Linked DNA regions of Homo sapiens: region 1 is linked to region 2. The links are chromatin loops, found by intact Hi-C in ENCODE. Cell type or tissue: PC-9. All regions are shown on one strand.

Region 1 (8,000 bases), 130 kb after region 2:
TCAGTTTTGAAGGTAAATGCTGGTTTATCAGGATGACAATGGGCATGGAAATTCTGGGTAGCAGGAACAACATTGATAGTGACAGGAGGCAGTCAGATGCCTAGGCAGATAGGGGTGAGTCCCCAGCAAAATCCCACCTCCAAGTCGAAGACCATGTAAAGCCTGAAAGCCAAGTTACAAGTTAAATGCTGGGACCAGATTGAGAACCTGTCTTCCCATTTGGTGTGCTTTCCTCTGATTGGTCTCTGCCTTTCACCCATTTTACATATACCTACCCTTTCCTAATTGGTTTTCTACATTGTGGTGCCCACCTTTGAGTGGTGTCTTTGCTTTAAACTTTTTTGCATACTCACAAACCAATCAGCATGCACTCCCCATTCTGAGTCCATAAAAAGCCCCAGACCCAATCACACAGGGAGAAACCACCCGACTGTGGGGGCGGGGGTACCTTCCTCCCACCCTGCATCCCCTCTCTTCTGAGAGCTGTTCTGTCACTCAATAAAATCCTCTGCTGTCATCACCCTTCAGTCATCAGTGTGATGTCATTTTTCTTGGTTGCTGGACAAGAGCTTAGGACCCACTGAGCACAGGTACTCTGAAAAGCTGTAGTACTGGCCCTTGCCCTTGCCAGCAGAGAGCAGCCACCCTGCACAATGGAGCAATGGACCGACTGAGCTGCTAACATGCTGCCATAAGGCTGCGGACAGTGGAACTACAAGAGCTAATTATCACACTAACACCTGCTCTGGGGCTTCAGGGTCAAGGGCATCCCTCCCTGGGCACTGCCCTATTCCCTTCGAGGTAACATGCCTGGCTTGGCCATGGGCCCTGCACAGAGCTTGCTCCTGTGTTGGTGGTCAGAGTGGCTGGCCAGGTTCCACACTTGCTCGCTCACATGCTCCCTCCTGCAAGGGGCTGAGCATGGCAGGCCAAGTAGAGGGGGCACCCCTGCTGCGAATCCAGCAAAGGGGCTGAAAAAAATCCTTCTTTGACATGGCTAAGATGTCGAGGCATGAACCAATGTAGTGTGCTCAGGAAATACAAATAATTTGGCACTGGTGGTTCTGAAACTGTAAGGTTTAAGGAGAAATAGGGAAATATGAGGCTGGAAAGATACTCCAGGCCTGTGTCATGGTGCCTTATATTCTATAATAAGGGTCTTGGGATTTATCTGGTAGTCACTGGAAAGCCATTCAATTGCTTTAAACAAAGGACTGACCACTGAGATTTGGAATTCTTGTTGAGATTTTTTTGTGGAGCAGTATTTCTCCCAAGAGCACATACATTAAAATCTTCTGTTGTGCCTGTTAAAAATTCAGAGCCCTGAACTCCATCCTGGTATAAAGCAAAAATAAAATTTTAATCCCCTTGACCATCCCAATGGCCCCTTCTCTTGGCAAGGGCATTCCAAAGTTAAATGGAAAAACTAGTTTTAGACCATGATGGGAAGGGGGTGTTGGAACTCCTTCCTTTTGGAATTACTGATAGAACAGACTTTTTAAGTCTGATAAGAAACATTTACAATCTATTCTCAAAGTCTGCTACCAGGAGGCTTCACCTGCATGATAAAACCTTGGTCTCCACAACTCCTTATCTTAACCCAGACAGTCCTAAGTTTTTAGACAATAACCTAACTGTTTCAATCCATGCCAATCAATAAGTCTTTAAATCTGCCTATGACTTGGAGGCCCTTCCTTCCAAGTAGTTGTCCTGCCTTTCTGGACCAAACGAATGTACATCCTATGTGTATCTGATAGATGTCTCATGTCTCCCTAAAATCTGTAAAACTAAGCTGTACCCCAACCACTTTGGGCACATGTTCTCAGGATCTCCTGAGGGTTGTGTCACAGGCCGTTGGTCACTCATATTTGGCTCAGAATAAATCTCTTCAAATATTTTACAGAGTTTGACTCTTTTTGTCAACACTGGGTTTACTGAATCAGAATCCTGGTGGAAAACTTTGGAATCTGTGTATTTAACCTTCCAAGAAGATCCCCTTGCACCCTGCAGTTTTGAACACATTGCTCTCAGGGGTACGGGGTTGAAAAGGTGGGCAAGACTGAATGCAGAGAGGTCATCTAGGAGGTGATGTCACTCCAAGTGAGAAAGTTTGAAGTAGTGTCAATGGGGATAGAAGATAGAATATGATAAGCTTGAGAGATATTTTGGGGATAAAATCACATGTAGTTGGTGCTTGGATAGACTGAGTGAAGAAGAAGGTTTCAAGCCAGGTTTCTGTCTTAATTGTCGGGTGGTGCATTAATAGTTATTATTAAAGTTTTAATAAGTTATACTTTTCCTTTTATATATAATTTAAAAAATTTGATACATTCCTAAATTTGATTATTGTTTCCTTTCAGGGCCAACTTGTTTTGTTGTTGAATTTTATGGTAGAAATAAAATGAAAAAATGTCACTTCATTAAAATCTGTTATACTCAACTTGTCAGGAAAACATTTATTTATTCAGTTGTAGATCCCAAAGTACCTATTTGTCAAAGTACCTAAAATGAATAAATAGCTTTATTTCTGATATCTCTGGAAGAAATTATACTTGCAAAACTTAAAGTCTAATTCAGCATCCAGCCAAAGTTATTGGAAGTATCAGCCAATGAGCTGGAGACACAGCAAGGCTTAGTAGATAGATCTTTCAAGTCAGGCAGAACCCAATAAAATTATTAAATATGTATATATGTCTCTGTCACTGTCCCTTTTCCATCTCTTCCTTTCTGGTCCTGTCCTGAAGAAGAGACTCCTACATACTACTTGTATCTATTGTTGCTACTAATTCTTGTTAACTGATGTGCTGACAAATAAGAACCAAACATAGAATTATTTTGGGAAGGTGGTGGATATTATAAAGCCCACCCATTTCTGCACTTCCCTACATTTCTCAGACTCCTGTGCAGTTAGGTTGGCCATGTGACTGATTTCTGGCTAATGGAATGTGGGTGGAAATGGTGTTCTCTACTTGTAAGCTTCTTGATCTTCCATGCTCTGAATCTGAAATATCCTGCATATCTACCATGCTCTCCTTATCTCATTCCTGGTCCTCTAAAATGGCTCCAGACATCTGCATCAGACTTTGCATGAGCAAGAAATACTTTTATCATGTTAGTCTGCTGAGATTCCAGCTTATTCTGTAACATAGCATTGCTGACTCTGATCAATGCATAGGGGTATTCTCAATTTTATGGGTGACTACTAACGGTATTTAAGTTAAAAATGGATGAAACTAGGCTGGGTGTGGTGGCTCATGCCTGTAATCCCAGCACTTTGGGAGGCCGAGGTGGGTGGATCACAAGGTCAGGAGTTCAAGACCAGCCTGGCCAATATGGCGAAACCCCGTCTGTACTAAAAAATACAAAAATTAGCCAGGCGTAGTGGTGAGCACCTGTAGTCCAAGCTACTTGGGAGGCTGAGGCAGGAGAATCGCTTGATCTCGGGAGGCGGAGGTTGCAGTGAGCCAAGATCGTGCCATTGCACTCCAGCCTGGGCAACAGAGTGAGACTCTGTCTCAAAAAAAAAAAAAAAAAAGGGTGAAACTAATGATGGAATGATACGCATTGAGGTGACTCTTTAGGGATAAAGGAGAACTCTTCTGGTACAGACTTAAGTTACATCATAAAGATACCCTCCTTGAGCCCTAAGGCTGTTTCTTGACATCAGAACTTATCTTTTATGTGCCTGGTCCTGCTCCCATCATGTTTTCAGTTTTTTTCTTTTTTTTCTTACTTACAGAGTGGGGTGATTAATACCCATGTGATGGAATTATTGTGGAGATTAAAAGAGGTGCCATATGTAAAATGTCTAGACCAGCGCCTAGCACATAGCAGGCGCCAGAGCCATCCTGGGAGAGCATCAGAAATGCGATCCCATAATTAACTTTGTAAACTTCTGATGTGATTCACAGATGGGTGTTATTTACATTAGTGACATCTAGTAGTTTTAAAGTTCTTACTTAAAATTTGAACTCTCTAAATTTCAGTGTCATAGGGCTCTGACTACTCTGCCCAAGTTGCTGCACTGATAAGTGTCCAATAAATGTTAGGTATCTATTGTTGTTTTCCTATTGTTCTTCAAAAGGAGGTGAAAGTAACATTGCCATTGTGGGGATTGTTTGTTCTACAGGCTTGGGCTGGGAAGGCCGGATCTCCATGGCCAGGCTGTTAGCTGGGCAGTGGTGTGCAACTGATTGGACTGGTGCCAGTCTGACTGACTCGTTTTAAAGGTCAGAACAACTAGACTGAACCATGGGCATAATAACTATATGTTCTAATCATGCTTATCCTCAAATTGTTTCTTTCTGTAAACAAAAGCAGGAAGAGCATCACATGGGGGTGGAATGGTGCATTTCGAAAGACCTGAGATCAGACCTCCATAGTTCCCAGCTTTGCTGCTGTGTGACAGTGCAGACTTATTTAACCTCTGTGGCTTCATTTCCTCACCTTTGAAATGAGAGCATTAGACTAGAGGATCTTAAGGGTCCTTTCTCTAACCTACCAGAACCTAAACATAGTTGAAGTTCCACATGACTCAGCCTCTGTGAAAGAATGAATTCAAAGGAATGGTCTGGTATCTAAATGGTAATTAGGATTCTTCAAATATTTTTGCAGTCTCTCAGTAAACTGCCAAAGTGGAGTGTGCATTTTTTTTTTTTGGAACGGAGTATTCTTTTTTAAAAAACAGCTTTATTGAGGCGTCATTTACATACCATACAATTCATCCATTTAAAGTATACAATTCGATGTTAGTGTGGGGTATGCATTCTTACTATAGAAAAAGCATCTTAAAATCTACTTTACTGTTATCTTCATTTTCTTCCATATGGATATCAGGTGATCCCCAAAGCTCTTAATCTCCAACTATTATCTCACAAACCCCAAACTCCCTGGCACCTATTCCACATGATTTTCTGGTCTCTCTCCCTCCTTCCTCTTGCTGCCTCTCTCAGCTCTTTAATATATACACAAACGGGGATTTCTCCACTCTTCTGTTTTCCCTCTATTTGCTCATTATTTAGATTCTGAGCAACAAATGAGAGTCCAAGAGCAACCTGAGCAGGTGAGACATTTTCCCTATTAGACATGAAAAAGAGGCATGGATGTGAAGTCCCACACCTAAATATTCTTTTAAATTTCTATTGCCCTATGGGCACACCGTGACTTACTCTTCCACTTGTTCTTCCTCTGGGCAGTTCCAGTCAGCTTTGCCATTGTGCATAACAGGAAGTGGAGTGCTCTTGCAAGGAAGGCCTAGAGTTTCAGGAGACAAACCATTGAGTTAATTTCTAACAGATTAACACAGATTCCACTTGTCTCGTTCATGCTATAAAACTGCAAGCCTACAGTTGCCTTTGTTTTCACTTCTACCTAAGATGAGCAGGGCTCTGATGCTATCTCTGGGATGGCATGGGTGTGTCTGTGCAAGGGCAGGCCTTCCTTGTCTGCCAGAGCAGGCCCCTGCCTGATAAGGCCACGCCAGGCCTCTCAGCTCCCTAGGGAGTCATCCCATGCATTGTGAAAATTTTACCATGACCCAGTTTGTTCCGTGTGTTGTTTTATTGAATTTCATACTGATGAACGTCAATTATTATTAAGTACCTGCTGTGTTCCAAATATGCCCTAAGCATTTTGTGTAATACAAGGGGGTCCTCAGCATCATGTAGTTTTAAAATGGAGATGTATAATGATAATTGACATTATCATATTAGAACTAAATAGAAGCTTATCTTTTAGGGCAAATTTGAATTCTTTTTTAAAAAAATTGCAAGTGTCTTTGTAATTGATTAATAAACAATACATTGTTTATTGTAAATTTTTTTGTAATACAGAGATGCATGAAGAAGAAAGTATAAAGGATGAGAAATTCTGCTTCCTAGAAATAACTACTGTTAGAGTTTTGATGAACATTCTTTGAGACATCTTGCTATACATACACACACATATATATTATACATACATAATTTTACATAAATGGATTTATAATATGCTTACTATTTGTAACCTGCTTTTTTTTTTCCACTCAGCAGTATGTCAGGAACTGGTTTCCCTATCAATAAATGTAGACCCACCTAATTATATCCAAATGTAGCAGAATGTTCAATTGTATCACCATAAGTTATTCAACTAATCCCTTATTAATGGAATTTAAATAATTTCTAATTCCTTAAAATATTATAAGCAATCATTGCACCTGTCTGCAGTTATACTCTTAGCACGCATTCCCTGGACGTGGATTTGCTGGGTCAAAGGATATGAGCATTGAAACTTTTGAGACGTAATGCCACACTTGGCTCAAACACCAACCCCCTTGATTCAGATGCTGTTGATGACCCACTCATATCTTCTTGGTCCACTCCGGAGGTCTCTCAGATGGAACAAGTTTATAGCCTGTTGAGTGTCTCCACCAGGAATATTTGCTAGCTGTGGAGCCCGTTCACAGGCAGGGAAGCATGAAGTGCTGGAAGTGCACTGGGAGTTAATGTGACCCCTAACTACAAAATGATGGGAACTGGTGGATAAATGCTCCAGTTTCCTTTCCCCGAGGTGGGACTATTCTAATGTGTGTTGTACACAGTCCCTAGGAGAATTTAGTCTAGTTGCCTGTAGTAGTATCCTGCTCATTTAACTCACAAGTTATTTGCTTTCCTCCCTTACTACCTGACTGCCCCACTCCTTTACTGGGCTTCGTGGGACTTCTACTCAAATCCTAGTCTCAGGGTCTGCTTTTGCAGGAGCCCAAATGAAGACATCCTTCATATTACAGGTGAAAGTTGTGGTAGGTACAATAATGGCCCCTTAAAGATATCCATATCTTAGATCGCTGGAACTTGTGAAAACATTACCTTACTTGGAAAAAGGGACTTTCGAAATGTAATCACATATGTAATCACATCTTAAGAACCTTGAGATAGGAAAGTTATCCTGTATTATCTGGGTGGCCCTGGTATGATCACAAGGGTCCTTAAAAGTGGAGAAGAGAGGCAGAAGAAGAGAGTCAGAAGGAGATGTGAAGAATCAGAGATGCAGCATTTCTGGCTTTGAAGATGGAGGAGGGCCATGAGCCAAGGAGTGTGGGTGGCCTCTATAAGCTGGAAAAGGCACGAAAACAGATTTACCCCTGGAGCCTCCAGCAAGGAACCTAGTTCTGCTGACACCTTGAATTTAGCCCAGTGACTTCTGTATTGGACTTCTAACCTACAGTACTGTAAGATAATAAATTTGTGCCACATTTGTGGTAATCTGTTATGGCAGCAATAAAAAACGAACACAAAAAGTTAAACAATACAAGGCAACTGGTGCCAGAAGCATCATATGGCAGTGCCTATTGTTCCAAAAGAGGAGCGTGAACAGTGAGGCTGAGAGAAGGATGAAATCATGAAACTTGTTCCTTCCTCTTGAGCACAGAGTGGTTTGCCTGTGGGTGTTTAGAGTAGTGGCTTAATGACCACTAAATATAGGCCTGTGGCCAGAAACCCTCCCAATGAGCTGAGGGTTTGTATGAATTTTAATTTACTTGAAAATTCCATCAGATTTCTGAAAATTTTAGTGTGTATAAAAATTATCTGGGAAAATAAAAAGTTAAAAAAAAGATCATCTGAGGAATTTGTTCAAAATGTAGATTCTTGGATCCCATTTGCCTGAGGTTCTAATTCAAAGGTCTGGAATAAGGTCCAGGAATTTGCATTTAAAACCAGGTTACTCTGACACACATTGCTTTAGGGGACTTTCCTACTAGAACCCTCTGCTCTTTGGCAGTTGTGGGGGAGGTCTACACGGCACCCACTTTGTCAGGCATTTGCGTAGGTAAGGTGAGAAGAGAAAGGAATCACTAGAAATTGTCTATTATTGTATCACATCCAAATATCCTAGTTTTGTTTCTGTTTGGGGGTGTCAGTCACAACAGTCATTAGCATCAACCAGAAGCCCGAGTGTAATAGATGGGGTGGCCTGTGTCACCAGAGGCAGAGCATCTGGGCCCTGGGCCCCTGAGGATTGTC
Region 2 (8,000 bases):
GAGGTGCAGTGGCTCATGCCTGTAATCCCAGCACTTTCGTAGGCCAAGGTGGGAGGAACACTTGAGGTCAAGAGTTCGAGACCAGCCTGAGGAAATAGCGAAATCCAGTCTCTACAAAAAAGGAGGAAGAGGAGAAGGAGAAAAGGTGCACAAATTCCTAATTTTTTTCCTCCACTTTATAAAAGAAAGGCATTGTCCTGACCTATCCCAAATACTGCTGTAGTTATGCAAGCTGTCATGGGCCACACATAGGTGAAATCTTCATAGTAATTCATTGAGCTATCATAAACCCACAAGACTTGCTAAATTTCTCTTCTTTATAAATATTTATGGGTAAAGCTTTGTATATTGTGGCTAGTGTACACTGTATTATTCAATGAGGGATTTAGAACACATTTTTATCAAATCATAAAATATGCATTACAATTACTATGAGTCCATCCTACAAAATGTTTAAAATTGTTAACTTTTTATTTACAAAATATATTATTTTAAAAATAGCTGCTAAATTTGTTTTTAGTAGACTAAAGCATTCTGTTTCATTAGATTTATTTTAAAAGTTGAATCATGATTTTTCTCAAGACAGGCATTTCCAGTAAATCTGTGGCCAAGATTGTCGAGCTGTTTACCCAAAGCATTTCTAGAATGCTAGACTGCATTCCTGTCCTCCTGCTCTTTCAGGTTTGCCAATATAATTGGTTCTGGTTATTGGAAAGCAGATGAAGTAAGGGGCTCCACTTCTAGACTTGGCCACGTGCCATCTTCATGCTCATTCCTTTCTTCTTCAGCTATACAGAAGCCATATGTTGAAAACAACAGAGCCCTGAGGAGTAGCCCTGAATCACTACCTAGTCCTTTTGGGGACTCTATATTAAATCAAGAAATAGCTTTTAATTATATTAAGCCACAAGATTTTGAACTTTATCTGTTACAGTAGCTAATATTAACTTAAGTGATAATAACAAATTTACTACTTATGTTTAATAATTACCAAAATGTGTATATATTGTTGTTGTCTCGATCAATTCTATATTAATATTTGTAATAACTCAAGAAAAGTTTTTATCAACTAGAACCACTTATAGTCAGAGTAAAGTAAAATTTTAAATTATGTACTTATTTTTGTTTTAATACATTTACATATCTGGTCAATAATATTTTCAAACATAAAAACATTATGATAAAAATCTGGAAAAAATGGGATAGAATACAAGCTCAAGGAGAAAAAGGAAAGATGTAAGCTTTCTAAAAGTTAAAGAATAACTTGCTCATATATTTAAAAAAATAGATCCAAATGTTATATATTTGGATTTCGTTGGATTCGCTTAAAATGAAATTTATAATATGCTGGAAATTATGACCTATGCAATTATTTAAAATTATAAAAAGCTTAGATGTCAGCTTAAAGCTTCATGAGGGATATATAGCTTATGAAAATTATTTTAGGGGGTTTTCAAGCAAAAAAGTGTAAATGCACTGACAAAAGGGGGAAGGTGCATGCTTTGGAGTTAAGTAGCCCTGCATCCAAACTCTGCTTTTGCTATATGACTGGGCAAGTTAGATTAACCCATTGGCCCTTATTCTGCTCAATAAATTAAATGAAAATACATGTAAAGTGCTATCTGGCACTAACCTGCTCTTGCTATTAAAAATCTTAAGTACTTCTAGGAAGGAAAAATTAGCCACTCAGGTGAAAATTAATTAATCAGAGCCCATATTTCTGAGAGTAGATTAAAAAATTAGGTACAGAGGGGAAAGAACTTATTTGGGAGAGAAAGGATAATTTTAGAACATGTAGTATAAGCCAAGAGAAGAAGCTCTGTTACATGGCAGAATGATACTGGATGGGACCCTATTTTGGAGGACATCCGGAAAGGTTGGCGAGGCTGTACATAAAGGAAAAGTGAGAAGAAAGCATACATTTGCTTTCATTTGCCTTGGTTCTAGTCTACCATGCAATGAAAATAGCTCTCATATTTTAAAGTCACTCAAAAGATTGCTTTTAAGTGGGTGTAATGATTTTATATGTACCCTAAATTACAGCATGTGCTTTATGAACCTCCTCCCTTGTGTTCCACGTGACTCCTATTTTAAGTAGATTCAAAGTGATTCCAGAGTTAACCAGGTCAATTACCACCTGTGCTTGTTTCCTTTAATTCTTTTAAATCCCTGAGAGAAAATAAGACATTAAGTTAGCAATTTCTTTTTCTAATACCCCTGATTACAGTGTGTACCTATTGAGACATCGGATAAACGCTAGCGGCCATGGCTGGAACGGAAGCTAGGGAAGGCTGTGGAGTTGCAAAAGTTCCTGCCTGCTAAACAGGGCAGATGCAGTTAAAATAATACCTGGCATTGTCTGACCGTTCTATTCCTTCATGAGCCACCTTAAAATTCAGATTTGTTGCTAGAGTTCTTATATTTAGGAAGGGATCAGAGAAAGTCACAAGAGAACCATATTTTGAAAAACAGTAGCCAATGTTGGTAGAAGTATAAATTGGTAGAAAACCTCTATGGTTAAAAATTTAGCAATAGCTTTCAAAATTTTAAGTGCATTTGCCATTTGACCTGGCAATTCCACTTCTAGGAATTTACCCTGCAAATAAAATCTTTGCACATGTGTGCAAAGATGTAAATACTCATATAGTCATTACTTTAAATAGCACAAGATTATAATGAGTATTTGTCAATAAAAGTGATTAATTTTTATTGTATGGTCATATAATGGAATTCCATGAAGTATGACAGCTCAACAGTTGATAAGGAAGAATGGAATATTCCTTAAGGAGTGATCTGTAAGATATATTAACTAAAAAAGGCAAGGCACACAGCATTATGTCTTCCACCTTTTGGTTAAAAAAATATACAAATATGTTCATACTGTATACATGAATATCCTTACAAGGATAAATAATAAAGTGATAATAATGGCTGCCTGTAGAAAGAGTTATATGAGAGAGAATTTTTATCCTATCACCTTTTGAATTTTGTGTTATATGCATATTTAAAAAAAAATTTTTTTAGAAAGTTCCTAAACTTCACGAGGCTGAGAAACTAAGATGTATTGCTGTTGCCTGGTCTTAACAGCCCAAATACAATATAGAAGACAATGTGTGGTGCAAAAGCATTTGGTTTTGTTATAAAGACAAATAGTACAGCATCTATGTATATCCTTCTGGACTTGTGGGTGTTGGGATTTTAAGCAGGAGATAATAAATTATGCCCCCTTTGTTCCCCTTCAGTGTGCTGCAACAAATCAGATATACCCAGGATGCAGACAGAAAGGGAGCAAAATAGCCATCACTACCAATAGTGCTGGATTTGACAACTGGGTTTAATACCTATGCCTTTGCTCAGATAATTAAACTTGCCATCCAGAGACAGCTGGACAAATGCAGGCCTCTCCTTAGAGGCAACCAGCTTAACACTTAGAAGAGGAGGAAGAGATGAGGGAAGATCAGTCAGTTCCACAGGGAGTTATGGCTGGTAAGAGGAAGGGAGAGAATTGCTGAGCAGGGCAGCTTGGTTCCTCTGCCAGTCTCATCAATCACTCATACATGGGGAAGAGTTGGGAGCAGCGGGGAGGAGGAAAGAAATACTTTTTCCAGTACAAATGCCTGAAGGGTTTCAAATTTCTATTCTGTGGACTCTGGCAGGAACACTGGGAGGAGGACAGACTGGTTTCTCCTGAAAGCAGCCAGCACTGCTGCCATCCAGGGCTCTCCTTGCTGCCTGTCACCTGTGCCAGCTGTTCCCTCACAGTTCCCTTGCATCACCTGTCTCCTTTGCTCACACTGGTTTGATTACTGCCCCTTGCATGCCTTGCACAGTTTCCTACCTTTTGCACTCAAAATAGTAATGATCCCCTTTTCTCCCCAATTGGCTCTTCAGGTCCAAATCGAGCTCTAGCTCTGGCAGTCCCAGGGACAGCATCTTTGTGCTCCTCTGAGCCTTTTCAGAACTTGTTTTCTGACCCCTGTTTTGGCCCCAGCATGTGCTGCCCGTCTTGTTACATTTCTCTTTATGATTCCAGGCTTTACTTTCTTTGCTTTTCAGTCCTAAAGTAATCCATCAAGCTTAACTTTTTAAAAAAGAAACCCTATGGGCTGCAGTTATACAATATATACCTGGATAACTAAGATAAATTTGGACTCATTTTCATATCCCAAATATTGTATGGAAGACAATGTGTGGTAGAGGGATTAAGATGTCCTTTCCTAGACTGTGGAACTTAGTGTGCAATGAGGGAAATTTAATCTCTCTCCCTGCCCCCATCTCCTGTTTCCCAGGATACTGTGGCAATTGTTTGTTCATAGATGCCTCATAAGCTCTTGGAGGCGACTGAGAATTAAGTTGCTTATTAATTCATTTAGTCTTGACCTACATATGGTTGAATAATCACAGGGCCATCTGTCCTCCTTAATTAACATGCAGAGATGAAGAGATTTCTTTCTACCTTCTGTGGATTGTGTGTGAATCCTGTCAAGAGGGCCCCAAAACGACTGCTGCCAGAGTCCTGGCAATTGCTTATAAGTGAAACCAACAGCTAATGGGGAGGGCTTTTGTTGTTTTCTCTTATTTTGTCTTTTTTAAGAGCCCTCCTGTTGTGATTAGCCCTTGCTATTTCACCAGCTGAAGGCAATCTCATAAATGAATCAGCAATAGTATATCTCCTTTCAGGTTGGGAAGATAGAATGAGAGGCTTTCCCAGATGCCTGTGAGTTTCATCTCTCACAGGCTTCCAGGCTTCTCACAAAGCCCTCACCCTTGGCTGTGTGAAATAGACGGATTAAAACACTGTATTACAGAGCATTGCTTCTTCTTGGTTGTTGACATGAAGTGTGATGGGTTAAGAAGCTGTCAACTAAAACCAGACAAACCCTTATTGATGAACCTTGGAGTATCTGTGAACTTTTATGACCAGAAAATTCTACTTAACAGTTATCAAGGACCTGACCAGATGCTTCATAGCTCTTGGGACGGATGATTAATAGTTGTGTGAGTAATAATAGCTTCTGTGTTAGAGTGCTTTACAGTACACGAAAACCTGTTCACACACTTTACGTCACTTGAGCCTCAAGATATCTCTGTGAGGTAGGGCAGGTAGTATAATCCCCATTTTACAGATCAATGAAAATAAAAGCATAAGTAAACTGAGCCTTAGAGCGCTAAGAGAATTATTAAGGCCCACTCCTTTTAAATGCAGAGGCAGGACTAGAATTCTGATTCTGGTCCCCTTGTGCAGTGCTCTTTCCAATATTGTACCCTGTTGGAGTTTTCATACATCCCTTAATTACAGTGCCATATGCCATGTCCATTTAGCTGTAATGTGACCACAAGCTGCAATATACTGTGAGGAGTGCAGGGTGGACCATTCTGACCAAAGACATTAAATGGGATCTTGCCAGAGGTGGAGAACTGTGAGATAACCTGAATTTTGAGTTTCCCCTTTTTCTCTTGAATGTGTCCACCACATACCCAAATTCACCTGCATAAAAATGATGACTACCAAAACAATCTTGAAAAAGAACAAAGTTGGAAGACCCACACTTCCCAACATCAAAACTTACTACAAAGCTACAGTAATCAAAACAGTGTGGTGCTGGCATGCAGACAGACATATAGACCAGTGGAATAGAATGGTGTGTCTAGAAATAAGTCCTCACATATACAGGCATCCACTGTAGGATGACATTTTGGTCAATGATGGACTGCGTGTACAACAGTGGTCCTATAAGATAATGGAGCTGGGCCGGAGGCGGTGGCTCATGCCTGTAATTCCAGCACTTTGGGAGGTCGAGGTGGGCAGATCACCTGAGGTCAGGAGTTAGAGACCAGCCTGGCCAACATGGTGAAACCCCCTATCTATTAAAAATATCAAAAATTAGCTGGGCATAGTGGCGGGCACCTGTAATCCCAGCTACTCAGGAGGCTGAGACAGGAGAATCGCTTGAACCCGGGAGGCAGAGGTTGCAGTGAGCCGAGATCACGTAATTGCACTCCAGCCTGGGCAACAAGAGTGAAACTCCGTCTCAAAAAAAAAAAAAAAAAAAAAGACAATGGAGCTGAAAAATTCCTATTGCCTAGTGATGTCATAATGTCATGACATTACTCATGTGTTTGTGGTGATGCTGGTATAAACACACCTACTCTGCTGCCAGTCATAAAAGTATAGCACATTTAGGTACAGTACATAGTACTTGACAATAAACAACTATGTAACTGGTTTATGTATTTATTATACTTTTCAATTATCATTTTAGTGTTTACTCCTTCTACTTATTAAAAAAACAAAACAAAACTATAAAACAGCCTTAGCCAGGTCCTTCAAGAGGCATTCCAGAAGAAGGCATTGTTATCATAGGAGATGACAGCTCCTTGTGTTTCATTGCCCCTGAAGACCTTCTGGTAGGACTGGATATGAAGGGGAAGACAGTGATATTGATGATCTTGACCTTATGTAGGCCTAGGCTAATGTGTGTGTGTCTTAGTTTTTATAAAAAAAAGTTTAAAAAATTAAAAAAATAAAAAATTTTAAAAACAGAGAAAAGCTTATGGAATAAGGATATAAAGGATTTTTGTCTTTTTTTAAAGTTTAAAAAGTTAAAAAAAAATTTTAAAAATTGAAAAAAGCTTATAGAATAAAGATTAAAAAAACTCTGCACAACTATTTTTGAAACTTTTTTATAGTATGTGTTTTAAGCTAAGTGTTATATCAAAACATTAAAAATATTGAAATGCTTATAAAGTAAAAAAGTTACAGTAAGCTAAGGTTAACTTATTGAAGAAAGACAAATATATTTTATAAAGGTGTAGCCCAAGTGTACAGTGTTTATAAAATCTACAGTAGGGTAAAGTAATATCTAGGCCTTCACATTCACTCACCACTCACTCACTGACTCACCCAGAGCAATTTTCAATCCTGCAAGTCCCATTCATGCTAAGTGCCCCAAACAGGTATACCATTTTTATCTTTTATACTTTATTTTTATTGTACCTTTACCATATTTCCTGTATAGATGAGTCTACTTTTATGAGCTACTTAGAATAGGCAAGTTCAGAGACAGAACCTATATCAGAGATTCCTGTCTAGATATGTTTAGATACACAAATACCTGTGTTACAATTGTCTACAGTATTCAGTAGAGTAACATTTGTGCAGATATGTAGCCTAGGAGCAATAGCTTTACCATATAAGCTAGGTGTGTAGGAGGCTATACCATCCAGATTTGTCTAAGTACACTCTATGATGTTTCCACAATGATGAAATTGCCTAATGACACATTTCTCAGGACATATCCCTGTTGTTAAGCAACACGACAGTATAGTCAATTAATTTTTGACAGTAGAGACAAGACCATTCAATGGGGAAAGGATTACCTATTCAACAAATGGGGCTGGGAAAGCTGGGTATCCACATGCAGAGAATGAAGTTGGACCCTTAATTATACCACATACAGAAATTAACTCAAAATGAACCAAAGACCTAAATTTAAGACACAAACTATAAAACTCTTAGAAGAAAACCTAGGGGAAATCTTCATGACCTTGAATTTGACAATGGTTTCTTAAGTATGTCAACAAAAGCACAGGAAACAAAAGAAAAAATAGATATTAGACATCATCAAAATTAGAAACTTTTGTGCATCAAAAGATACCATAAAGAGAATGAAAAACAATTGTGGAAGAAAATATTTACCAACCACATATCTGATCAGGGATTAGTATCCAGAATATATAAGGAACTCCTATAGCTCAACAACAAAAAAAACCTCAGTTCAAATATAGATGAAGGACTTGAATAGGCATTTCTCCAAAGAAGATATACAAAAGACCAATAAACACATGAAAAGATGCTCAACATCATTAGCCATTAGGGAAATGCAGATCAAAACCCAAATGAGAAACACTCGAGTTATTCCCTAATAACTAATGGGCTTTTTTTTTTAACTCCTCTTACTATTATTCCCAGTTGAATGGGCTATTCTAAAGCAAACTAA

What was found. Hi-C counts contacts between places; a loop is a spot of excess contacts. Peaks named below come from ENCODE experiments on the same cell type or tissue, not always from the same donor. Only the 100,000 strongest peaks of a DNase experiment are listed, where the experiment ranks them.
Region 1: a loop joins it to region 2, with 9 times the contacts of the local background. A loop is called at or near these places in 2 of 110 quality-filtered maps.

The regions. Positions count from the first base shown.
Region 1 is chr4:128,350,151-128,358,150 of GRCh38, forward strand. No RefSeq gene overlaps it. Among named protein-coding and RNA genes, the nearest start is that of PGRMC2, 66 kb to the left of the region's middle. RefSeq lists enhancers at 1-280, 315-853. In PC-9, no CTCF peak of the experiment used is centred here; DNase peaks (open chromatin) are centred at 3,901 and 4,421; H3K4me3 peaks cover 455 bases; H3K27ac peaks cover 3,253 bases.
Region 2 is chr4:128,224,650-128,232,649 of GRCh38, forward strand. No RefSeq gene overlaps it. Among named protein-coding and RNA genes, the nearest start is that of PGRMC2, 59 kb to the right of the region's middle. In PC-9, no CTCF peak of the experiment used is centred here; a DNase peak (open chromatin) is centred at 3,662; H3K27ac peaks cover 912 bases.